Regions from separate parts of the Homo sapiens genome. Here region 1 is linked to region 2. Evidence: chromatin loops called from intact Hi-C (ENCODE). Cell type or tissue: heart right ventricle. All regions are shown on one strand.

What was found. Peaks named below come from ENCODE experiments on the same cell type or tissue, not always from the same donor. Only the 100,000 strongest peaks of a DNase experiment are listed, where the experiment ranks them.
Region 1: it touches region 2 in a loop (8-fold over the local background); 27 of 110 quality-filtered maps call a loop at or near these places.

Annotation. Positions count from the first base shown.
Region 1 is chr1:33,610,022-33,618,021 of GRCh38, reverse strand. It overlaps CSMD2 (CUB and Sushi multiple domains 2), which reads left to right. Exons shown (of 71, transcript NM_001281956.2): 38 at 405-523; 39 at 1,047-1,116; 40 at 3,402-3,518; 41 at 6,772-6,981. Among named protein-coding and RNA genes, the nearest start is that of ZSCAN20, 140 kb to the right of the region's middle. In heart right ventricle, CTCF peaks have their summits at 4,747 and 4,957 (motif pointing right); a DNase peak (open chromatin) is centred at 4,961; H3K27me3 peaks cover 720 bases.
Region 2 is chr1:33,090,325-33,098,324 of GRCh38, reverse strand. AZIN2 (antizyme inhibitor 2) reads right to left here. Exons shown (of 12, transcript NM_052998.4): 6 at 6,103-6,275; 7 at 4,909-5,043; 8 at 3,612-3,777; 9 at 1,456-1,618; 10 at 146-258. Among named protein-coding and RNA genes, the nearest start is that of AZIN2, 13 kb to the right of the region's middle. RefSeq lists an enhancer at 5,370-6,027. In heart right ventricle, a CTCF peak has its summit at 3,140 (motif pointing left); a DNase peak (open chromatin) is centred at 3,157; H3K27ac peaks cover 1,087 bases.

The DNA.
Region 1 (8,000 bases), 520 kb before region 2:
CTGTCTTAGCCCACAGGATCTGTCTTCTTAGGGTAAGGAAGACAGAGGGGAGTTAAGAGTAAGAAGCAGGAGGGATGTGGGAGGAGAGCATGCAGAGAAGTCTCCCTAGCTAAGCCCCCTAGCTAAGAGCTCAGTGAGTGGACAGGACAGCCAGCATCCCCTGGGATCACACCCACCTTCTCAAGGAGCTTTGGTCTGTTGAGCCTCCGTGCCATGTAAATATACTCTTTTTCTCTGTGTGCTGCAAGGTGAAGAGAGTTGGGAAGAACTAGCCTACAGGATGAGAGAAAGCACAAATTAGAAGCACCCCTTCTCCCTGCCACCAGCATCTCACCCCAGCCTACCGCCACGTTGACCTGCTGGGCTAGTCCATTCTCCTTTCCTTCTGTCTCTGTCTTGTCTAGCGGTGGGCCTGAGCAGTTGTCCGGAACCTGCTGTGCCCAGTAACGGGGTGAAGACTGGCGAGCGCTACTTGGTGAATGATGTGGTGTCTTTCCAGTGTGAGCCGGGATATGCCCTCCAGGTACCTCCCCTGACACCCTAGAGCAGGAAACAGGTGTCCCCTGAGATGTGGTTGGCCAGCCTTACACCAGCAGAGCTACAGTCACCAAAGAACAGGGAGCAGCCCCCAGGTCCCCCGGGTACCATTATCCTCTCCTGGAGCTGTTCATGCAAAAGATAAACTCTGCTGACTTTAACAATTTGGCACAAGCCAACCTCCAATGTGTTCCTGCAAAGTTGGGTTTGATTCGGCTTTAGGGAAATTTAATTTCCCTTTGAAGGCCATCAGGGAATTTAGTAATTAAAGGACTCTCACAAGGAAACCTCTAATAATGAGAATTCTTTAGTAATCGTTGTTAATAATTGTCCTTCCCCAAATTCTCTCTCCCTCTACCTCACTCCCATCCCACAGTGGATCTGTGTGTCTTTGTGTATCTTGTTCCTTAACATGAGGCCCCTGAACCAGACCCCTGTACAGCCCCTGGTTGTACATACAATTGTGCCCACGGGGACAGCTAGCCCATCCCTGTTCCTGATTCCTCCAGGGCCACGCCCACATCTCCTGCATGCCCGGAACAGTGCGGCGATGGAACTACCCTCCTCCACTCTGTATTGGTAAGACAGCCCAGACTTTACAATTCATTCCAACCAATTTTCTCTCAGGGATCTTAGCTCAGTAGTGTATCATTGAGTTCAAGTTCAAATCAGAAGAAAGTTTGATATTCTGGATTTGTTCCAAGTCAGTCATTTTAAACTGATGTTTTTATAATCTCTAACTCCCATTTAATGCAGTCATCACTTTTGGAAACTCTGCCCCACCAAATGAAAAGTTACAGGAGGTCTGCCCATTTGAAAACATGATGATGACCGTTCTGGCTCTAGTTAATCAACCAGATCCCAGATGGAATTTCTAGGCACTTTGGGCTTCCCCCGTGACTTCTTGTGGGACAGACAGACAAATCTAATAAAGAAATGATGAGGTTGGCCGGGTGCAGTGGCTCATGCCTGTAATCCCAGCACTTTGGGAGGCCGAGTCAGGCGGATCACTTGAAGTCAGGAGTTCGAGACCAGCCTGGCCAACATGGTGAAACCCCATCTCTACTAAAAATACAAAAATTAGGCAGATGTGGTGGCACACACTTGTAATCTCAGCTACTCAGGAGGCTGAGGCAGGAGAATCACTTGAACCCAGGAGGCGGAGGTTGCAGTGAGCTGAGACTGCACCACTGTACTCCAGCCTGGGTGATAGAGCACAACTCCGTCCCAAAAAAAAAACGAAAGACAAGAAAAAAGGAAAAGAAATGCTGAGGGCTACGTGCGAAACAAGGACTTGGCTTCGTCCCTTACCCTGTGCTACGGCAGTGATGAGCAGATCAGCAGACACAAGAAAAGACAGCATCTCCCCTTCAGAAGCTTCTGGTCCAGTTAGGCAAAGAAGAAAGGCACATTTATTTAATATCTACTATATGCTAGGCATGGAGCTTCATATTTCCTCAGATCAGCCCTGCAGGGGAGGTACCATTACCCTCAATTTGCAAACAGGAAATCTCAGTCTTTTAGGATTAAAAAGGAAGTGGCAGAGTCAGGAACGGAAACCTAAGGTTCTCTGGTGCCCAGTCGATTGTGAGGTGCCCCTCAAGGCTGACCTTGGGGCAGGGAGGTAAGGGAGTGACACTCAAGCACGATGGCATTTCTCTTCTGTGGTTTCACCACGGTGTAGGGCATAGGCATCTGTGGAGCAGGTCAGAAATGTGAACGGTCAGCCCAAGGCACTTTCCCCCATTAGAGACTACAAAGACCTTGCTATGGAAACCATTCATTTAACGGCAGCTGCTGTTCATTAGGGGTTTACAACATGTGCCAGCCTTGTCCCAAGTAAATGCAGTCCTTTCTGATATGACCTCACAACAACCCCATTAGAAGGGTGCTGTCACTAGTTCCATTTTACAGTTGTGGGAAACCGAGTTCTGGAGGGTTTTGAACTTGCCCACGGTCCCATCGGAAGTGAAGGTGGGATTGTGACACAGGCAGTCGAGGCTGGAGCCTACTCTGCACTGTTTTCGGGTCTGTTTGCCAAGCTGTCCTCTCCCCAGAAAGCACTTGCCTGGACCTGCCAATCCCTGTTCTATGATCCTTTCCCTGGGTCTCTAAGACTGGCTAGCCCCTTTCTGTTCACACAACCTTTTCCTAATAAGATGCAAAAGAAAAGAACTGATGTCAACTGACCAGACTGCAGGGGTGCCCCAGCCCTGCATCCTCAGATGACTCTGAATTCACCTTGATTGGCATATCAGATGTCCCTAAGCCCCTGGGTCACTCAGACAGCCTGGTGGTTGGCTCCTGTGGGATGCTGATCACCGTCACTTTTCTGAGGATGGGCTCGTGGTGAGCCTCCCCTGCCGCCCACCCTGCCCCCTGAAATATATATTTGAGAAGAGCCTGGCATGGTGCCGGGCACAGAGTGGGGACTTGATGCATGCCAGTCCCCTTCCTTCATCCTTTTTCTGCAGTCTTGAAAGAGTAGATTGGGCAGTGAGGAGAGGGAGATTTGGGGGATACGGTAAGAAATGGTTGGACTTCTTTTGGCACAGAACTTCCTCACTTTTCCTGGACATCCTCACCAGGGAACTGACCTGTGAAGGGCATGTTCAAGGTCAAGAGTCCATAACTTGGGTTTGTGGACTTTTAGGCTGTCCTAGAATGTACCTCCCTTCCTGAATGTACATATTGAATGTTGCCCGTGGGCTTAGTCTTTTAAGAAGATTCCTTTGGATTCTCAAGGGGCTATATGACTCATGAAAGCTTAAAAACTGCTGCTTGAAGGGAGCTTCCAAACATTGGCAGGGCCCTGTACACCCCTTGATGTTGTCCTGACCCTCTGTCTCATCTCATTGTCACAGCACAGTGTGGGGGAACAGTGGAGGAGATGGAGGGGGTGATCCTGAGCCCCGGCTTCCCAGGCAACTACCCCAGTAACATGGACTGCTCCTGGAAAATAGCACTGCCCGTGGGCTTTGGTAAGTCTCTGCAGCCCCCAGAGGAGACAGGCTTCAAGCCCAGACCCTTGAGCTTAAAACTACTGTCCGCCAAAATCTCTTAGCACAAACTTGGGCCAAGTCTGTTTAGTACTCTGCCTCTCTGTTTTCTCATCTGTTGACCTCTTGTACAATTGTGAAGACCAATTAAGAATGGCAGAGATTAACATATAGGGGGGAGAAAAATCTTAGGGGTTGCCATTATTATTATTTGAGCCATAAACTAAAATCCAGGAATGTGGAATGAGAAATTACTCGGATTATACCTAACTAACACTGTATCACTTGATATTAAAAATAAAAAATAAAAATAAATTACTCAGGGACTTAAAAAAAAAGGCGGGGGTGGGGCGGAAATCTGTCGTACAGAGACTGGACCTCAAGTTGTACTTTTAACCCCAGTGTCTAATTTATCATCCTAATTAAATTGAGCCAAATCAATGAGAAATCGAGTTTGCATTCTTCTTCGTATGCACATTCTAGCTGGCCTAGAGACTGGGAAGGTTGTTTTTTTGGTTTTGGGGGGTTATTTTTGTTTTGTTTTGTTTTTGGAGCTGGAGTATGCTAGGCATGGGAGGTTGTCAGGGTGTGGAGGACATCAGTGTGGGTACAAAATGTAATTGCTGGTGATCCACATATTATGCACTGGGAATATCATTTAACCCAAATGTCTCTGTTGAAGGGATGAGGGCTTTGTGCTGACATGGAACTGATGGGCCGTACGCACGGGTCATCTTGCCCAAGCCATTGCACTGCTTCTAGGAATGAAATGTCCCAAGGGGATTATGCCTGCATAGCCCTGAATGCCAGTCTGTGAGCCTCAGAAATGAAGATCTCCCATTTTATCCTTCATTATTCAGCCTGGAGTGTGATTAGAGATTAGGGAAGGGGCTTTTGGGAGAAAGCAGTCTAACTGGCCTTCTCTAAATCCGGTTGGAGGGGAGGAGAGAGCTTGGTGGCCCTCTGAAAGATGTTATTTTCTGTTCAGTACCATCTTCTGAAGGAAACTGGGTGTTCAGTACCATCTTCTGAAGGAAACTGGGAGCAAAGCGATGACGCCCTCGGCAGTCTTAGGAGACTCCAGACTTTGAGACATTAAGAGGATCTGGGAGACCCTGTACCTCTGCATCCAGTCTTGAGGCAGAACCAAGATGATAGAAGGTGGGGAGGGCAACATCCAAAGGCAAACAGAAGTTTGAATGAGGTGGCTTTCCCTGTAAGTCCTTATGTTCAGCCACCATTTTCACCTCTAAATTCTGGGTGCTAATTCAGGTTTCAGGGAAGAAGCTACTGCTGGGTCCAGTTGCAAAGGCCCGGGATCCCTTGCTTTCAAGTTAATGTTGGATTCTGCCGAGGTCCCTAACTTGGTACCTGGTCTCAGCGTGTAAAGAGCTGCTGCAGCTACATGCTGCTCCACTAGATGGCGGTCACAGTCCAGTTCTTTCCTTGGAGTTCAAGTCAGAAATTCCGCCATCCTTAAAGAGCCCCTTCTGTGGGCCTGCAGCCCGCAGGGCTCCTATATGAGGGGACGATGCCTGGGCAGTGGAATGGAAAGCACAGGCTCCTCAGATAATGTATACAAAGATGTCATCACAGCCTAACACGGTGAAAACCCGTCTCTACTAAAATACAAAAAATTAGCTGGGCCTGGTGGCGGGTGCCTGTAGTCCCAGCTACTTGGGAGGCTGAGGCAGGAGAATGGTGTGAACCCGGGAGGCGGAGCTTGCAGTGAGCCAAGATCGTGCCACTGCACTCCAGCCCGGGCGACCGAACAAGACTCTGTCTCAAAAAAAAAAAAAAAAACCATCACAAAATTATCTGCAACTTGGAAACAATCTGCATGTTCATGAGTTGGGGAGTGAACTGTATGGTTGGATAATTCATAAAATGGAATTAACATGCAGTTAAAATGAATGAACTATATTTTTGTATATTAACATGGATAGACCTTGAAAAACACAATATTATGTAAAAAACTGTATGTACAGTATAATATCATTTATGTAAATCTTGAAAACACATAAACCCAGATACATATTTAAGAATCCAAAACCATGAACTGGAAGGATAGCTTCCAAATTCATGTGATTGCTTCTGTGGAGGGCAGGAAAGGAATGGAACAGGGCAGGAGATGAAAGATCTTCAACATTAAGTGTCGAGTCTTTATTTTATTCTTTAAATGATCAGATGCAAAAAGAATTATACTCGTGCTTATTCTGAGCTTATTTGATAGCACAGATAAGCCAATTTTAAAAATGAAAATCCATCTATAATCTCATCGTGCAGCGATAATCACTAATGGCTTAGTCTCCCAGCGTTACCATGTAAGTCTCATGAAGACAAGGACCTTCTTGATCTTGCTCATCCTGTACAATGCCTAGCACAGCCCTGATGTACAGCAAATGCCCAGCAAATATTCCTAGCAGGCAAATTAATATTCTTCCATGTTTTATAATACAAAAATTAGAATTGTATACAGCATACTATTTGTCATCTGATTTTTACAATTATCAATGCAATATGGGCTTTTTCCTATGCTCAGTAAATATATTTCTTCAATAACATTTTCCATGGTGATCTAATTTTGAAAAATCTTATCAGTAAACAAACATAAATGTTCCCACCTTCGTTCTTGAAAGAGTATATTACTATGTACATTAAGAACTTAATTAGATTTATTTAACCTGTCAGGTTGCTAGAATGTCTTGATTAACTCACTAAGATCCCAAAGTAGAAACTTTATTTGGCTTCTTTATGGAACAGAGGGGACAATGTATACTTCTAAGCCCTACGTTTCTGAATTATCATAAGAGTTCTAGAAAACAGCAGTATTGAAGGTCTTGTCTTTTGATTAAGTATTGGGGGTGTTATTTTTAAATGAAAAGTTTATTCTAGCAAAACTATCTTTATGCTGATATTGGACATATGAATCATAAATTTAAACAAGTGTTGACCCTGAACTTTGTTTTCAACAAAATAAAATGAACTCCAGTGGAGCTCTGAAATGACTGATGCCTTTATTTTTGAATGAATAATACACTTTTAAGTTCAGCCCTGTCAAAGACAAGAGACTTGGCTGGACGGGCAATTCCCAAAGCCAGTTCTAGGAGCCTTGGCTGGGTGGGAAATCAGTAGCAGGGACTCATGGCTCTGGCAGGAGCTGCTTTCATGAGGCAGCACACTTGAGGCAGGACTGTGTTGCTTTGGGCACTGTCTGCCTCTGTCTTGCTCCCAGGAGCTCACATCCAGTTCCTGAACTTCTCCACCGAGCCCAACCACGACTACATAGAAATCCGGAATGGCCCCTATGAGACCAGCCGCATGATGGGAAGATTCAGTGGAAGCGAGCTTCCAAGCTCCCTCCTCTCCACGTCCCACGAGACCACCGTGTATTTCCACAGCGACCACTCCCAGAATCGGCCAGGATTCAAGCTGGAGTATCAGGGTAAGGACAAGGAGCACCGCCTTTGCTTCTCTGTCTATCTCCATCTCTTGCCCCAGCCACCCACCTTCCCAGCCTTCCATGTGGGGGAAAACAGAACACCATAAGGGGTGGGTTGCGGTGGCAGGCCCAGTCAGGGAAGCTTCCTTTTGGTGGCAGATCTCTCCGGACCCCATTTGTCAGCTTAAGTTCTCCCACAGCCTTTTCAAGAGTGGCAGGCCCAACAGCACCCTCTGAGGCTCCCACTCTGTACAGCTGTCCCTGGGCAAGTGGCCCATCTGTGCCTTCTCAGGTGTCCCAAACTGTCCAGCCAGTCACTTCCCCTCGGGCTTGATAAACTGAATTACTTCCCCAGGGTCCTTCCCTGCACATCAAGCCCAATTACTCTCAGCAAAGCTCTTCCTATGACAGGATGGAGGATTCTAGTAACAGTCCCAAGGGCACCTCTAAGCCTTGCACAAGGAGCAGGTTTTCCTGTGAGGCCCAACCACACTCACCACAGCTCCACCTCTCTGAAGTGGGATCCCGTGACCGGCCCCACTCATTCTGGGACATTCCCTGGAAAGAGCCCCATCTACACTCAGGTTCCCCTGTGTTGTAGACCATCCATCACCTGTGGATGTGGAGATTGTGCCCAACCTGTGCAGCTGTACATGGTCCTGAGTAAGCCCAACCTCGCCCTTGGATGCTTCCCTTATTGTGACTGACCGAAGCATTTGTTCTAATCCCTTTCCCAGATTCTTCCACTGAATTTTTAAAAATATTTTTAGATTTTTTTTCCAATACTAATTCATGTTTGTAAAAAAAAAAAAAAAAATCTAAACACTGTAGATAATTTTGTGAGCACATTGTGTTAGCTCAGGCTGCTGTAACAAAATACCATAAGCCAAGTGCCTTACAAACAGCAGAAATTTATTTCTCACAGTTCTGAGGGCTAGGAAGTCCAAGATCACAGTGCCAGCAGATTCCGTGTCTGGTGAAGACCCACTTTCTAGTTCATAGACAGTATCTTCTCACTGCGT
Region 2 (8,000 bases):
ATTATGGGTGATAACCTTCGTCATCCTTGTTGTCTATTATCGACAATAAATATGTTTGACTTTTTAAAAATTAGATAAAAACACAACAAATGTTATTGAAATACACACACACAACTGAAAACAGGCCCACGTGGGGTAAGCTCACCTTCTGCAGGATGGGGGTAGGGCAGATGTTGTCAAACAGGACTGAGTTGAAGATCCCATACACGCCCTCATCAAGGTGGTACACGATGGTCTTGGAGGTGGAACCATTTTCCTCTGCAGGAGGGGAGGGTTCAGAGGCAGCACAAGTAGCAATGTGAGGGGGTGGTAGTGGGGCTGACACAACAGTGGGCTCAGTAAGGAAGCAAAATGGCTACCCATTCCTCAACCATGAGGCGAGGCCTACAACAAAAGCCATCAGCAGCCATCCTTCCAATGACATGGGTTCACTGCCGTGTTAGGAACACTCACCCCTGCAGCCAAGCAACCTGCCCAGGATGCACTCCCCTGCTTGCATCTGAGCCCCTAGGTGCCCCAGCAAAGGCAGAAGAGCAGCCCACCCAAACTCAAGACCCCAAAAGGTTAAGCCACTTGCTCAGAGGCACATGATAGGGCAGTGGATGAGCCAGAATGAGAAGCCAGGTCTCTTGATTGGATCAGACGGGACAATCCCCCAGGTCTATAAAGGAAGCCAGAAGAATGCCACACACGAACACAGGACATTCTACCTGGAGCCCACCACCCTTCACATGAATTCTCTCTGGGGAAAAGCGCACAGTCCTGAGGCTCCCCTGCATGAGGGTCCCAGAGCAGAGGGCAAGCCTCAAGATCAGAGTCCCTGACACCTGTCACTCACAGGCTGCTATCCCTGACCTATCTGGAAGGGGAGGGAAGAGCACTGATGTTGGTGATGTGGGCCCAGAAGCGCTGAGTCAGCCTAACCTGAACTTGAATCCCCACACTGCCCCTTATCAGCCATGTGACCTTGGGCTAATGACTCAGCCTCCCCCTGCCTATGTTGTCATCTGTAAAGTGGACTCAAACAAATGTAAGCTGTCATTAATTATTTTCATTATATTATGAGAAGCAGTAGGGTGAGTAGGAGCCTGTATTTTGGAGAGGAGACAGACATGGGGTCAAATGCAGGCTCTTACTAGCTATTAAGCAGTTCACTTGTATTCTCTTTGGTTCTCGGTTTCCTCATCTGTAAAATGGGGTCAACAGAGTATCTATTCTCTCTAAGGTTGTTTTGCTCTCAATCTTCACAAAATATGAACATGCCTAGGAAAAAAGATGCTAAATAAATGTCTTGGGGTGGGGCGACTTGACTGAAAGTTTCCCTAAAGCAAGAACCCATTCATTCTCCAGATTCCCCCATCCTCTGCCACTGGGTCTAAAACCAGATCCTGCTCAGCCAACCACTATCTGAAGCTTCAGGGGAGAACAGGGCTCCACTGCCCACCTGGCACCTACCCTCCCTGCCAGGCTGGTCTAGCAGAACCTCCTTCTTGGCAATGATGCTGACTGCCACAGTGAAGGCCGAGGTCACGTAGTAGCGCCCCAGCTCAGCAAAGATGTCCACGCCACAGCCCTCTGGGAAGTACAGGTCCAAGGCTGAGTTGATCACGGAAGCAATCTGGTAGGAGGAGAATGGGGAGACAATTATGTGTTTGAAATGTGGGCTTTATGCTGAAGACTTGCTACAGCTCCAAGTCTATTTCTTGAAAGCTGCTTTGATTTCCGGAAGAAGGATTTGGCAGCTGCTAAGGCCCCAGCTGATAACTGTGGACAGCTGGCCAAGAAGGTAGGAGGGGGACAGAGCTGGGTAGAGAGCCTCGTGCTTGTGTAAATCACCCTCCTCCATGGCCCCACAATGGGAAGGAGTCCTCTTCATATCACACTTGGTACTCAGATTCCAGAAGCCCTGATGTGGATCTTTCTTTCATAAATAACCAGTTTGTTAAATACAGTTGACCCTTAAACAACACAGGTTTGAACCGTGTGGGTCCACTTATGCATGGATTTTCTTCTGCCTCTGCCACCCTGAGACAGCAAGACCAAGCCCTCCTCTTCCTGCTCCTCCTCCACAGCTTTCTCAACTTGAAGACAATGAGGACAAAGACCTTTATGATGATCCACTTCCACTTAATGAATAGTAAATACATTTTCCCTTCCTTATAATTTTCTTAATAATATTTTATTTCTGGCCAGGCATGGTGGCTCATGCCTGTAATCCCAGAACTTTGGGAGGCTGAAGTGGGCAGATCACTTGAGGTCAGGAATTCGAGACCAGCCTGGCCAACATGGTGAAACCCCGTCTCTACTAAAAATACAAAAAATAGCTGAGCATGGTGGCTTGCACCTGTAATCCTAGCTACTTGGGAGGCTGAGACACGAGAATCTCTTGAACCCAGGAGACGGAGGTTGCAGTGAGCCAAGATTGTGCCACTGCACTCACGCCTGGGTGATAGAGTGAGACTCTGTCTCAAAAAAAAAATTATTTCCTCTAGCTTACTTTATTGTAAGAATACAGTATATAATACATATCACACATAAAATATCTGTTAATCGGCTGTTTATGTTATCAGCAAGGCTTCTTGTCAACAGTAGGCTATAGTAGCTAAGTTTTAGGGGAATCAAAAGTTATATGCAGATTTTGTAGTGTGTAGGGGGTCGGTGCTCCTAAGCTCTGCGTTGTTCAAAGGTCAACTGTAATATACTTGATTACAGAAAATTCAGAAAATACAGAAAAGGAAAAAGAAGATAAAAGTCACTCCAAAGTCTATCAACTAGATGAATCTAATTATTGTTAACTTTTTGGAGTAGTGTCTTTAATTATTTTTTATACAAACGCTATTTTTTATTATAACCATGGTAGGTCTCTGTATATGTTTTTGGAACCTGTTTTACTTAATAGACTGTGAACGACCTCCCCACATTAAGGAAGTGTTTTCATCAAAAGGATGTACCATAATTTAACAAATCCTGAGTATTAGATGGACCAGGGAAGTCCACTGGACTTCTGTTAGGAACAAAGCTAGAACAGTCATCTTTGAGGCAAATTCTTTGAGACTATCCCAAATCATTTCTGTAAGGTCAATTCCTACATGTCGGTATTCCCGAAGGAGGCGCCTTCCAAGAAGAGGCGACCTCTAGTGGTTGGAGTGGGAACTGCTAGGACACATTTTTCTTAACTTCACCTCACAGTGGGTAAGGAAAAGGGAATAGAGGAAGAGAATGGACAGGCAGCAGACCAAAGGTTGGTTTTCGTTTCCCTGCCTCCCCACCCGATATCTCATCAGCCCACCTTAGGGTGAAGAGGCCTATCCCGCCCCTTAAAGAGCCTTACGACTTATGTAAATGTGTCCTGGTTATGCCTCCAATTGGCTGAAGTGCATGGCAGGCAGAACCAGGTTCTGCTTTGGGCTCAGGAAGCAATGTAACCTCTGTGAGCCTTGGCTTGCTCAGCTGTAGCACAGGGTTAATAAGCAGTGAGATCACCCAGGTAAGCACCAAGCACTGCATGCAGTGCATAGGACCCACGCACGGTGGTCTCCCTCCGATCATCTAATCCCTCCCTATCCTCCCCGCCATAGAGCCCAGCATGACACTCCCAGCTCCAGGGTTACCTCTTCAAATCTCACTTTGGCCCCTTCTGTGCCAGGGAAGCCACCACCAAGGTCCAGAACGTGCATCTTGTGACCCAGCTCGGTGCCCATTTCAAACACGAGCCGGGCGTCTGCGATGGACTGAGCATAGGCCTGAGGGTCAGGACAGCCACTGCCAATGTGAAAACTGGGAAGAGAGGAAGAGCCTCGGCTGACATGCAGGGCTCCAAGTGCCACCACCTGAGCCCCAGCCAAGAATGACATTGGGCAGGCACATGAGACACTGTGCCCATTTTACAGATGCAGTGACCAAGGTCCTGAAATGTTCAATGGGTTGCCAAGGGCCATATGGCAAGGGAGAAGTGGACAGGAGGCTTGATCCAAGGGCTCCTGGCACTTGGTGCTCCTCCCATCCCTCCTTCTGGGATGAGAGCCAGGACCCCCAAGTCAACCAGATCTGGCTGTGCCTCCCAGTCAGCAGGGTGGCCTTGGCAGCTTACTCAGCTTTGTTTTAGTTTCCCCACCTATAATGCGGGGACAAGACCCACACCACACAAGGCTGAGAGAATGTGCATGAAGCACTTAGCACAGCACCTGGCACACCTAAGTACAGAATAAATGAAGCCCTATATTAGGTAGTTCATTGTTCATTAGGTAGTTCATTATTACTCCTTCCATATCCCTGTAAGAAAAGAGGCACACAGCTGGGTGCAGTGGCTCACACCTGTAATCCCAGCACTTTGGGAGGCCAAGGCAAAAGGATTGCTTGAGCCCAAGACTTTGAGACCAGCTTGAGCAATAAAGTGAGACCCCATCTCTACAACAAATAAAAATTAGTCAGGTGTGGTAATGCACGCCTGTGGTCACAGCTACTTGGGAGGCTGAGGCGGGAGAGAGAATTGCTTGAGCCTGGGAGCTCAAGGCTGCAGAAAACCATGATCATGCCACTGCACTCCAGCCTAGGTGACAGAGTGAGACCCTATCTCAAAAAAAAAAAAAAAAAGAAAGAAAGAAAAGAAAAGAGGCCCCTCAAGAGTGTAGCTGCAAAACCTTTGTCCTACAGGCTGGTAAGACTCCCTCAAAGCCAGGTCTCTGGATGGAACTTCCTGGGACAAGACCTTCTGGGGACCCTGGGACTGGGGAAGGGACCCTTCTAAACTTCCTTTTCAAACAGAGGAAATTCTCAAATGGAAGAATTCCAGGCCCAGGGACAGGCCCTACTCAGAGGCCCTGGGGAAGGTCTCATATAGAATTAATTCCTGGGAAAGAGGCAGGGAGCCTGGTGTGGGAGGGGATGGCAGGGGTTCCCAGTGCTCACCTCACACCCACCACCTCCACATGGTGCTTCTTCGCATTTTCAAGCAGGTGTCTGCAGGATTTCAGTGACACTCCAAACTTTAGGCTCAGGCAGCTCAGGGAGTGGGAGTCATCGGTAGCAATGCACAGAACCATCCTGATGAGACACGCAGTGCCCCTCTGCTGGACAAACCCTGTCGCCCCACCCCAGCCACATCTCTCAATCAAGGGCTGTGAGCTACATGGCTCAGAGCCACCCAACCCCACAGGCTCCCTGACCCCTCCCTCTCCCTACACAGCCAATCAACCTTCAAGTCCTGTCCAATCCATTCTCTAAATGTCCCTGACCCATTCCTGCAGCCCCTGCGCCCTGGTCCAGACCTCACCAACTCTCCTGGGGCAGCTCCAGTCCCTCCAAATCAGTCTCCACACCAGTTAGAGCTTTCAAACTTGTCGTGTATGAGAGGAACCATTTTTAAACAAAGCCTTAAGGAGAACCCATTAATACGATGGAAGCTGCTTTGGATGGACTGGAGTGGCCCATCACCTGGCCACCCCCTTCACCCCAAGGCCCCTCCTGGGAAGTCCAAGGGTGTCCAGTAATCATGTAAAAGGCACAGCCAGAGCAAAACGTCCAGCCCTGACCCCTTCGAAAGTCCATTTGCATCGGCTCCCCGCCCCCGACCAGGATCTCCTTCACCCCCTACACATAGCATGCGTCAGCCACACTAAGTTTCTGCTTACGCTTGAATGTCCCATGCTGTTTCCAACCTCAATGCATTTGCTTACGCAGTTCACTATTTATGCCCCCTCCAAATTCTATTCATTCCTCAAGGCCTGCTTCAAATGCCACTTCCTCCGTGGAGCCTTCCTGACCACTCCCTCGACTCTCTCAAGCCTGTGACTTTGGCCTCCATAACACATGGGTCTCACTCTGCCTAGGGCTTTAACCAGTTATTTCTGCCTTTGTTCTAGCTAGACCCTAGCATCCTGGGTTCAGTCCAGGAGTACCTGCCCCAACCTCCTGCAACTGTGGCTGGGTCCAGGACAGGGTGACCTGCCCCAGCTCCACCCCCTCACCCCACCCCCCCCTTCACTCTGAAGCCCAGCCTTCCCTCAGCCCAGCCTCCCCACAGCCCAGCCTCCCCACAGCCCAGGCTCCCCACAGCCCAGGCTCCCCACAGCCCAGCCTCCCCATGAGTGGTTCTCAGCTTACTTGGCACTGGGGTGGCTCTTTACCACCTTTGCCAGCTCCATCTCATTGTCAAAGCTCAGCAGCTGGATCCCATGCTTGGCAGCATATTTGATCTGTGCAATTTGCTTACAGGGGTTGGCGCAGATGATCTTACTGGCAGGGATTCCAATATGCTGGACCAACTCCATCTCTGCCTATGGGGCCCCAAAGGTGGTTGTAAGGAGGCACCAGGGCCTGCTAGCCCACGGAGCCCAAGGAAGCACAGATGAGGGCAAAGTCATAGCTATGCATAGGGAGGCCCATAACAGTGGGCCTTGCTCTAAGACAACAGATACATAGATATCAGGACTTACATGGATTCACCATTCTTTGATAAGCAGGGCTGCCATGTACAGCCATGCGGGTGGTACACTGAACAATCCTGGGGGTGGGGAGTTCCCATTCAGAATGAATACAGAGTAGATTTGTATATTTATTAAAACTTCCTGGCAGTAAAGCATCTCATTCTAAGAAAATCAGTATATTTATTATAACAATTAATTGTCTTAAGGAAAGGGTACATTTTCTAATTTACACAAAGGCATTATATGGACTCATGGTAGCCCTGACAACAGGCTTCTGACACATTTTCCTGGCAAATTTAAATGTTTAAATATTACTTGGAAAACAGTATGGAGGTTCCTCAAAAAAAAAACTGAAAATAGGACAGGGCGCAGTGGCTCACGCCTGTAACCCCAACACTTTGGGAGGCTGAGGTGGGCAGATCACTTGAGGCCAGGAGCTTGAGACCAGCCTGGGAAACATGGCAAAACCCCATCTCTACCAAAAATACAAAAATTAGCCAGGCTTGGTAGTACATGCCTGTAGTTCCAGCTACTCAGGAGGCTGAGGCAGGAGACTCACTTGAACCCAGGAGGCGGAGGCTGGAGTGAGCCGAGATCACATCACTGCACTCTAGCCTGGGTGACAGAGCCAGACTCCATCTCAAAAAATAGAACTACCAACTACCATATGATCCAGCAATCCAATACTGGGTATACATCCAAAGGAAAGGAAGTCAATATGTAAAAGAGATATCTGCACTCCCATGTTCAGTGCAGCATTATCCACAATCGCCAAGATACGCAAGCCACCTAAGTGTCCATCACAGATGAACAGATAAAGAAAATGTGGTCCACATACACAATGGAATATTATTCAACCTTAAAAATGCAGGAAATCCTGTCATTTGCAGCAACATGGATGAGCCTGAAGGACATCATGTTAAGTGAAATAAGCCAGGCACAGAAAGACAAACATGCATGATCTCACTTATATGTGGAATCTAAAAATGTCAAACTCAGAGAAGCAGCATAGAATGGTGGTTGCCAAGGGCTCGGGTCAATGGCGAGGGGGCAGTGGGAAGAAGTTGGTCAAAGGATACAAAGTTTTAGTCAGGAGAATTAAGTTCAAGAGATCTAATGTACATCATGGTGACTATAGTTAATAACAATATATGGTACACTTGGAAATTGCTAAAGAATAGACCTTAGGGGTTCTCACCACAAAAAAAGGTAAGTATGTGAGTTAATGCCTAATTAGCTTGTTAACCATTCCACAACGTATACATATATCAAAACATCATGTTGTACACCATAAATATATACAATTTTTATTTGTCAGCTTAATAAATAACAAAAGCACTGCTGGTGTATTAGAAAGTCCACCAGACCAAGGATCTTTTGGACAGAGATCACCCCACTCCAAAGGCCTACTCTGTGCACGGCCCTGCACTGGGTGTGCAGGGTGTGCGGGCTCAGCCCTGCTCCTCTTGGGGCCTCCTCTTCATCCCCTTTACTCTAGAACCTGTGGGCACCTGATTGCTGCATTAATGATATGAACAAATGATGATGATGATGATGACGACAGCAACTGTGTTC